Linked DNA regions of Homo sapiens: region 1 is linked to region 2. A link is an interaction called in ENCODE POLR2A ChIA-PET data of the cell type or tissue named here. Cell type or tissue: PC-3. All regions are shown on one strand. Links, peaks and the distances in the headings refer to the core of each region. The heading gives the core; the rest is flanking DNA.

Evidence for each region. ChIA-PET counts read pairs that join two places held together with the same protein. Peaks named below come from ENCODE experiments on the same cell type or tissue, not always from the same donor. Only the 100,000 strongest peaks of a DNase experiment are listed, where the experiment ranks them.
Region 1: POLR2A ChIA-PET joins it to region 2 with 5 read pairs; 10 of 35 experiments call an interaction of 5 or more read pairs at or near these places.

What each region holds. Positions count from the first base shown.
Region 1 is chr14:50,624,847-50,629,247 of GRCh38, reverse strand. It overlaps ATL1 (atlastin GTPase 1), which reads right to left. Exons shown (of 14, transcript NM_015915.5): 12 at 786-1,217. Among named protein-coding and RNA genes, the nearest start is that of SAV1, 41 kb to the left of the region's middle. In PC-3, for the core only: no CTCF peak of the experiment used is centred there; no DNase peak of the experiment used is centred there.
Region 2 is chr14:50,675,338-50,679,738 of GRCh38, reverse strand. No RefSeq gene overlaps it. Among named protein-coding and RNA genes, the nearest start is that of SAV1, 9.2 kb to the right of the region's middle. In PC-3, for the core only: no CTCF peak of the experiment used is centred there; DNase peaks (open chromatin) are centred at 1,998 and 3,928; H3K4me3 peaks cover 1,067 bases; H3K27ac peaks cover 2,222 bases.

The DNA of each region.
Region 1 (4,401 bases), core at 242-4,241, 50 kb after region 2:
GGTACAGAGACAATCTGAAGTAATCTGATACTGCTTTTGGAAGTTTTTAACTAAAAAAGAGAATGATATGACAACTTATGATAGTGGTTCAGATAGCTCCTAACAAAGCTAATGCTAATCAAATCATAGGTTGTAAATATGAGATAATGTTAACACAAGTCATAATTAGCTAAATAAAAGCTGTTGTCTCTTACAACTTTTAATAGATATAACATTTTTAGAATAATAAAAAGTAGGCTGGGTGGCTCACGCCTATAATCCCAACGCTTTGGAAGGCTGAGGCGCGCAGATTGCTTGAGGTCAGGAGTTTGAGACCAGCCTGGCCAACATGGTGAAACCCCGTTTCTACAAAAAATACAAAAACTTAGCTGGGGATGGTGGTATGCACCTGTAGTCCCATCTACTCGAGAGGCTGAGGCACAAGAATTGCTTGAGCCTGGGAGGCGGAGGTTGCAGTGAGCTGAGATCACGCCACTGCACTCCAGCCTAGATGACAGAGCAAGACTGCCCCCCTACCCAAAAAAAGAAAAAAAAGTATATATACTACTAAACTGATGTATATTTTTTTAAATGCTGAAATGTTAACTGGAAAATAGTTGTGTAGGACTTCACATTTTACACAGTATTATATAGTTAGTTGCTTGTATCTGGGCAGGTCATAACATTCTTGATGACTGGGGCCCAATTCCTGTTGATCTGTATTTCCAACATCTAATGCAGTGGCTGGCACATGGATGACATTCAAATGTGTGCTGAATTTAGTTGTGAATTAAAGGTGTTCTTACCTGGTCCCACAGAGCTGCAGCCACCTGGTCTATTACAGCTCCCAGCTCTCGGTATTCTCCAGAGTACCGGATATATGCCCAAGTGCACAGGGTGATAAGGGTCAGTCCCATTATCATATTGCATAGGCTAGCTATGATGTCCAAACCAATGAATCCAGTCACACCAGCAATCACATATGTGATAAAGATGACTACAAACAGTGTGGCTGGGGTACGAGCTGCATGGAAGATATTTTTGCTATCATTGTGCTTGATATATTGGATGTAAAGTTCATCTATTTCACTCTCCAACTGCTGCAGGTAACGCCGGCTAAATTCTTCCCCACCCATCTTCTTCACCCCTCGGAATAGCTTCACAGATTCTTCCTTAAGTTGCAGGTGTTTGGTCTGCAAGTCATTTGGGGCCAGAAATGGTTTGTCACCACCACAAATCTGTATCAGATAGAGAAGTATTTGTTTATGCAATGCAGAGTAAAATTGGCAACTGTATCAAAATTTTTCACTTAGCTAGTTGAGTTTGTTAGAATACGTTAATAATCAGGAGCCTGCATATATGTTTTGTCAGCCCACATCTTTCCACCCCCTATCCACGAGGCATGACTATAAATGGGACTGGTATTTTATAGGTGGCTTAAAATCATTTTAAATTTTTCTCTTTTTGACATGGAAAATAATATTTATCACTTAATCCAAGTCCTTCAAGATGAAAAGACGTGTGACACAACATGAAGTGCAAACTGAGTTCATTCACAGAATGAATCCAAATCTAAGAAAACTACGTATATCCAAATTCTAGGAAATCTAACTACACTGAAGTCATGTTAACCAATGAGGTTTAATAAACAATGATCAATGCTATAAAGCTCTCAAAGTAAACTGTGAAATACATTCTTTAGCAGTTTTACTGATTTTTATTTGAATGGAGCCAATTGAGTATTTTCTTCCAGAAACTAAGTTAGGAGTATATTAAATGTTCTTGAATAACATTTTCAATTTTTTGAAAAGTTACAAGGGTAATCTCAGTTAACCATACCATTCACTTTGGTTACAGGCATGCCTCAGAGATAATACATGTTTGGTTCCAGACCACTGCAATAAGCAAGTCACATGATTTTTTTTATTTCCTAATTCATATAAAAGTTATGTTTACATTATGTAGCAGTCTAGTAAAGTGTGCAGTAGCATATCTAAAAACCATGTACATAATTTAAGAACACTTTATTGCAAAAAATGCTAAGGATCATCTGAGCCTTCAGCACATCAATCTTTTTGCTGGTGGAGGCTCTTGCCTCGATGTCGATGGCTGCTGACTGATTAGGGTGGTGTTGCTGAAGGTTGAGGTGGCTGTGGCAATTTCTTAAAATATGACAACAGTAAAGTTTGCCATATTGATAGACTTCCTTTCATGAAAGATTTCTCTGTAGCCTGGGATGCCATTTGACAGCATTTTACTCATAGTAGAACTTCTTTAAAAATTGGAGTCAATCCTCTCTAACCCTGCCAATGCTTTATCAACTAACTTTATTTCATATTTTAAAGCCCTGGAAAGGAAAAGAGTAGGGGGAAGGGGATGAAGAGAGGTTGATTAATGGGTACAAATAAAGCAGTTAGAAGAAATAAGACAGTGTTCAATAGCTCAGTAGGGTGACTGTAATTAGCAATAATCTACTGTACATTTCAAAATGGCCAGAAGAGAATAATTCGAATGTTCCTAGCATAAAGAAATATTAAGGTGATAAATACCACACTTTCCCTGATTTGATCTTTACACATTATATGGATGTATCAATTTATCATATGTACTCCAAAAATATGTACATCTATTATGTACCAATAAAAAATATTCTAAACCCTTTGTTGTCATTTCAACACTGTTCACAGCATCTTCGCTAGGAGTAGATTCCATCTCCAGAAACCACTGTCTTTGCTTATCCATAGGAAGCAACTCCTTATCCGTTAAGAGAATACAAAATTGAGTCACATCTTCAGGCTCCACTTTTAAGTTCTCTTGCTGTTTGCACCACACATGCACTTCCTTCCTCCACTGAAGTCTTGGACCCCTCTCAAAGTCATCCAGAAGGGTTGGTATCAACTTTTTCCACATTCTTGTTGATATTTTTGCCTCCTATAAACCACAGATTCTCTTCATGGCATCCAGAATGGTGAATTTCTCCTGGAAGGTTTTCAATGTACTTTGCCCAGATCCATCAAAAGAATCACTATCTATGGCAGCTATAGCCTTACAAAATGTATTTCTTATTAACTTTTGAAAGTCAAAATTACTCCTTGATCCTGGGCTGTAGAATGGATATTGTGTTAGCAGGCATGAAAACATTAATTTCCTTAAATACATCTCCATCAGCGCTCTTTGATGAATAAGGTCATTGCCAACGAGCAGTAATATTTTGAAAGGAATCTTTCTTTGTAGGTCTGAACAGTGGGCTTAAAGTATTCAGTAACCCATGCTGTAAACAGCTGTACTGTTACATAGGCTTTGTTCTTCCATTAATAGCGCACAAACGAGTAGGTATAGCATGATTTTTTTTTTCTTTTTTTTTTTTGAGACGGGTCTCACTCTGTCACCCAGGCTGGTGGTGTGATCTCGACTCATTGCAAACTCTGCCTCTTGGGTTCACGCCCTTCTCCTGCCTCAGCCTCCTGAGTACCTGGGACTACAGGTGCCCGCCTCTGCGCCCGGCTAATTTTTTGTATTTTTAGTAGAGACGGGGTTTTACCGTGGTCTCTATCTGACCTCGTGATCCACCCACCTCGGCCTCCCAAAGTGTTGGGCCTCCCAAAGTGCAGGTGTGAGCCATCGTGCCCGGCCTAGCATGATTCTTAAGTGCCTAGAATTTGGGGAATGGTAAATGAACACTGGGTTCGACTTAAAGTCACCAGCTACAAGAAAGTCAGCCTGTTCTTCCAAGCTTTGAAGCCAGGCATTGACCTCTCCTCTCTAGCTGGGAAAGTCCTGGATGGCATCTTCCAATAGAAGACTATTTCATCCATATTGAAAATCTCTGTTTACCGTGGCCACCTTCATCAATGATCTCAGGTAGATCTTCTGGATAACTTGCTGTAGCTTCTACATCAAGATTTGCTGCTTCACCTTGCACTTTATGTTACGGAGATGGCTTCTTAAACCTCATGAACCAAAAACCTCTGCTAGCTTCCAACTTTTCTTCTGCATCTTTACCAACTCTTTCAGCATTCATAGAATTGAACAGAGTTAGGGCCTTGCTCTGGATTAGGCTTTGGCTTAAGGGCATGTTGTGGCTGTTTTGATTTTCTATCCAAACTAAAGCTTTCTCTGTGTCAGCAAAAAAGCTGTTTCACTTTTTTATAATCTGTGTGTTCACTGGAGTAACACTTTTTTTCTTTTTTTTTTCAGACAGAGCCTCACTCAGTCCCCCAGGCTGGAGTGCAGTGCAGTGGTGCGATCTTGGCTCATTGCAACCTCTGCCTCCTGGGTTCAAGCGATTCTCCTGCCTCGGCCTCCCAAGTAACTGGGACTATGGGCATGTGCCACCATGCCTGGCTGATTTTTGTATTTTTAGTAGAGACAGGGTTTCACCATGTTGGCCAGGCTGGTCTCAAACTCCTGACCTCAAGTGAT
Region 2 (4,401 bases), core at 289-4,288:
ATTATATGATCCAGCAATCTCACTACTGGGTATTTATCCAAAGAAAAGGAAGTCAGTATATCAAAGAGACGTCTGCGCCCCCAAGTTTATTGCAGTGCTAGTCACAATAGCCAAAATATGGCATCAACCTAAGTGTCCACTGTCAGGCCTCTGAGCCCAAGCCAAGCCATCGCATCCCCTGTGACTTGCACGTATACATGCAGATGTCCTGAAGTAACTGAAGATCCACAAAAGAAGTAAAAATAGCCTTAACTGATGACATTCCACCATTGTGATTTGTTTCTTCCCCACCCTAACTGATCAATGTACTTTGTAATCTCCCCCACCCTTAAGAAGGTACTTTGTAATCTCCCCCACCCATAAGAAGGTTCTTTGTAATTCTCCCCACCCTTGAGAATGTACTTTGTGAGATCCACTCCTGCCCGCAAAACATTGCTCTTAACTTCACCGCCTATCCCCAAACCTATAAGAACTAATGATAATCCACTACCCTTTGCTGACTCTCTTTTCGGACTCAGCCTACCTGCACACAGGTGAAATAAACAGCCTTGTTGCTCACACAAGGCCTGTTCGGTGGTCTCCTCACACAGACGCACATGAAATCCACCAACAGATGAATGGCTAAGGAAAATGTGGTATATATACACAATGGAATACTATTTGGCCATAAAGAATTAAATCATATCATTTACAACAACATGGATGGAATTAGAGGACATTATATTAAGTGAAATAAGCTAGGCAAGGAAAAATAAGTAATGCATGTTCTCACTCATATGTGGACACTAAAAAACTATAGTGATTACTAGAGGGTGGGAAGGGTAGGGGAGAGGGGAAGATAGGGAGAGGCTGGTTAATGGATGCAAAACTACAGTTAGGAAAAATAAATTGCAGTGTTCTATGACACTGTGGAGTGACTATAGTTAGTAGTCTATTGTATATTTTCATATAGCTAGGAGAGGACTTTGAATGTTCCCACCACAAAGCAATTATAAATATTTGAAGTTACAGATAATGCTAATTACCCTGATTGGATCATTACATATTGTACATACGCATCAAAATATCACTCTGTACTCCATAATATGTATGTGTCAGTTAAAAATTTAAAGACAGGCATTCACACACTGCTGATAAAATTTGGCAATCAAAACCCTGAAACCATTTGCAAACTTTTCGTATTAGTTTCCTGTTGCTACCGTAAAAACTACCATAAACTTACTGGCATAAAACAACACCAATTCATTATCTTACAATTCTGGAGATGAGAAGTCCAAAATCAGTCTCAGGAGGCTAAAGCCCAGGTGTTGTTGGCAGGGTGGCTGCCTCTGGGAGCTCTGAGGGCAGAATCCGCTTCCCTGACTTCTTCAGCCTCTGGAGACTGGCTGCCTGCTTGGCTCACCTCATCAACCTCCTGCTTCTATCCTCACGTCTCCTGTCACCACTTTCCTGACTCTCTTTTATAAGGACTCTTGTGATTACGTTGGGCATTGGGCCCACCTGGATACTTCCAGCTCATTCTCTCCATCTCAAGATCCTTAACTTCTGATCACCCACAGTTCTATTAACTAATTACATCTGAGATCATTTGGCCCTAACATGCAAAGCTACCCATACTCTAAATTGACAACAGACTATTGTGGAAGCTCTGACATCAATTTATCTGAAGACATTAGGCCTCTAATAGCACTGTGAAATTAACAGTAAAGCACATCAGTGAAATACAATATTTGAATATTATTACTAACTGATTTGGAAATCTCAATAGAAGTTCTAGGAATTCAGAAGCCTCTGAGTAATACATGAATCATAAGAAAGAAATCTATTTTTATGCCTTTTATTTATGTCGCCGTTCCTCTTCCTTCTCTACTACTTGCAGGACAGTCCCTTCATCCTGTTTCAATGGCTTAGTTTGTTGTTTGTTTTACCATATTCCATGTTTTCTAACATGCGACCTTTACATTCCTTTCTCAATTTCATTACTTCCACCTCTACTCCAACTACGAGCTAATTTGGTCACACCTGATAACTATTTAAAACTCTGAAATTCCCCTCTGACCACAACCTCCTGTTCATCCCCTCCCATTTCCTCACTCCACTGAATCTGCTCTTTGTCTACATTGTTATTTCTAGTTCCTCAATCCTGATCAGCACGAAATAAACAGCATTGCCAGCCAAAGGCACAGGATTTTGACATTCAATGTCCTGTTTAGACCTGTCTTGACTCAATGTATAATTTTGGTTGTTGTTAAAGATACTGAGCTCTTTAAACTGAAATTTTTTAAGATGCGGTAACATGAGAAAATGCATAACAAAGTTTGGTTTCCTTATTTTTTATTTTTGAAACGGGCTCACTCTGTCACCCATCCTGGAGTGTAGTGACACGATCACAGCTCATGACAGCCTTAACCTCCTGAGCTCAATTGATACTCCTACCTTAGCCTCCTGAGTAGCTGGGACTACAGGCATGTTCCACCACACTTGGCTAATTTTTGCATTTTTTTTGTAAAGACGGAAGGTCTCCCTGTGTTGCCCGGGCTGGCCTCAAACTCCTGGGCTCAAGGGATCCTCCCGCCTCAGTTTCCCAAAGTGCTGGGATTACTGGCATGAGCCACTGTGCCTGGCCTGGTTTCTTTAAAAACCCTATTTCTCACCATTGTTTAGGCTTTTCTGTAGTTAAATGTATTCAATGATTACCACCTGTTCACTTACAGTTACTTCTCCAATCCTGAGTTTCAAATTTTGACTAATCTCTTGGTTTGTCAAAATCAAATCTAATCTCTTTGTTCTCAAAGTAGGTCTTCTCAGAAGGTCCCAAAATGCTGTATTTCCCTGAATTTTCATGTCCCATTGCTTTTCTTTTTTCACTGAATCTTCTGCCTTTATCACCTTCGTAATTTGTTCTAACACAGATTTCTTAAATCTCATCTTTTCCTAGGTAGCTTCCTTTTAGAGTCCTCTAAAGGCCAATTTCACTCTGGATTGATTGGCTTCCAGGCTTGCTATACAACCATGATACTGAGACTAAAATTACTTTCCTGAGTTAGATTCACTATTTCTTGAGTCCCTATTTTTCTGTTTTTGTTTTGTCCTTTGTGTGAGTTTATTCTCTCATTTTTTAAAAACTTATCTTCTAAAGTAACTTACTAGAATAGGATACATGAAAAGTATACTTTCTGAGTCCCTTTATTTCCAAAAAATGTCTTTATTCTTTCATTTTTGATTGACATTTGGATTTTGATTCACCTTTTTTGATGGGTATAAAATTGTCAACTAATTTTCCCTCATTTATTTGAGGGCATTGCTCCATAGTCTTATAGAAATCCTTGTTGCTGATGAAAAATCTGACATTAGTGTGATTCTCATTCCTTCATAATTGATACTTTTGTCTTCTGTTTGCAGGATATACAAATGTCAGAATGCTAAGATCTTTTCACTGGAACCTTTCAGGGTCTTCCTTTTACCCTTAATGTTCTGAAATTTCACAACACATTGAGACATGGATCTTTTTTCATTTATTTCGAAGGGCACTTGGGATACCCTATCAATTGGGAAATTCCTCCCTCTCTGAAAAAATATCTTGTGTTCATTTTTGATGATGGCATCTTGTCACCAGACCCCTACTGATTTCAGTAGGAATGGCACCGTGTTTGAGAGGCCGAAGAAGAAACTGGAGCCAGCAAACAAGACATAGGACTTATTGAGGGGACTCATATACAGGGTAGTCCAGTGGCAGTGGGCTGGACAGGAGAACCACTGCCCTCTGTAAAAAGTGCGCAGTTTATGTAGCATTTTCCCTTAGCACCCTCCTCCTAACAACCTCCACCTGACAAGCTTCATTTAACCCAAAACAAAGGACCTCAATCCTCCTGGAAGGCCTGTCTTCCATGGGATGGGCTGGGGATTCAGATGTTCCTCATAGATAAGGAATGAATCTCTGGGTTGGCTACTCCCAAATTCCTTAGCTTGGAATTTCGAACACACATTCTTCTGAGATCATAGGGTCATTCTCAGGGTATGTTTAAGTTATTGCTGTGAAGTGAGTCTGCCATATACTTCTCAATTTTCTCTGTTAACTCTTTCTGGAACTTAAGTTTTCAGGATATTGGGCCTTTTGTATAAAGCCTATTTCTCTTTTCTGTTCTTTGAGATTTCCCATCTCAGTCTTTTTGTTCTGTTTTCTGGGAGATTTGCTCAACTTTATCTTCCTAACTTTGTTCTGAAAATTCTACTTTGGCAACCCCTATCTTTAATTTCCAACAGCTCTTTATTGTTCTGATCTGTTTCTTTTTCATAGCTTCCTATTGTTTTATGAGTGCAATATCTTCTTGCAAATCATCCTGTTGATAGTAATAAGCATTGTTGCTTAAAGTACTCATTTATACTCTGAATTACCTGTTT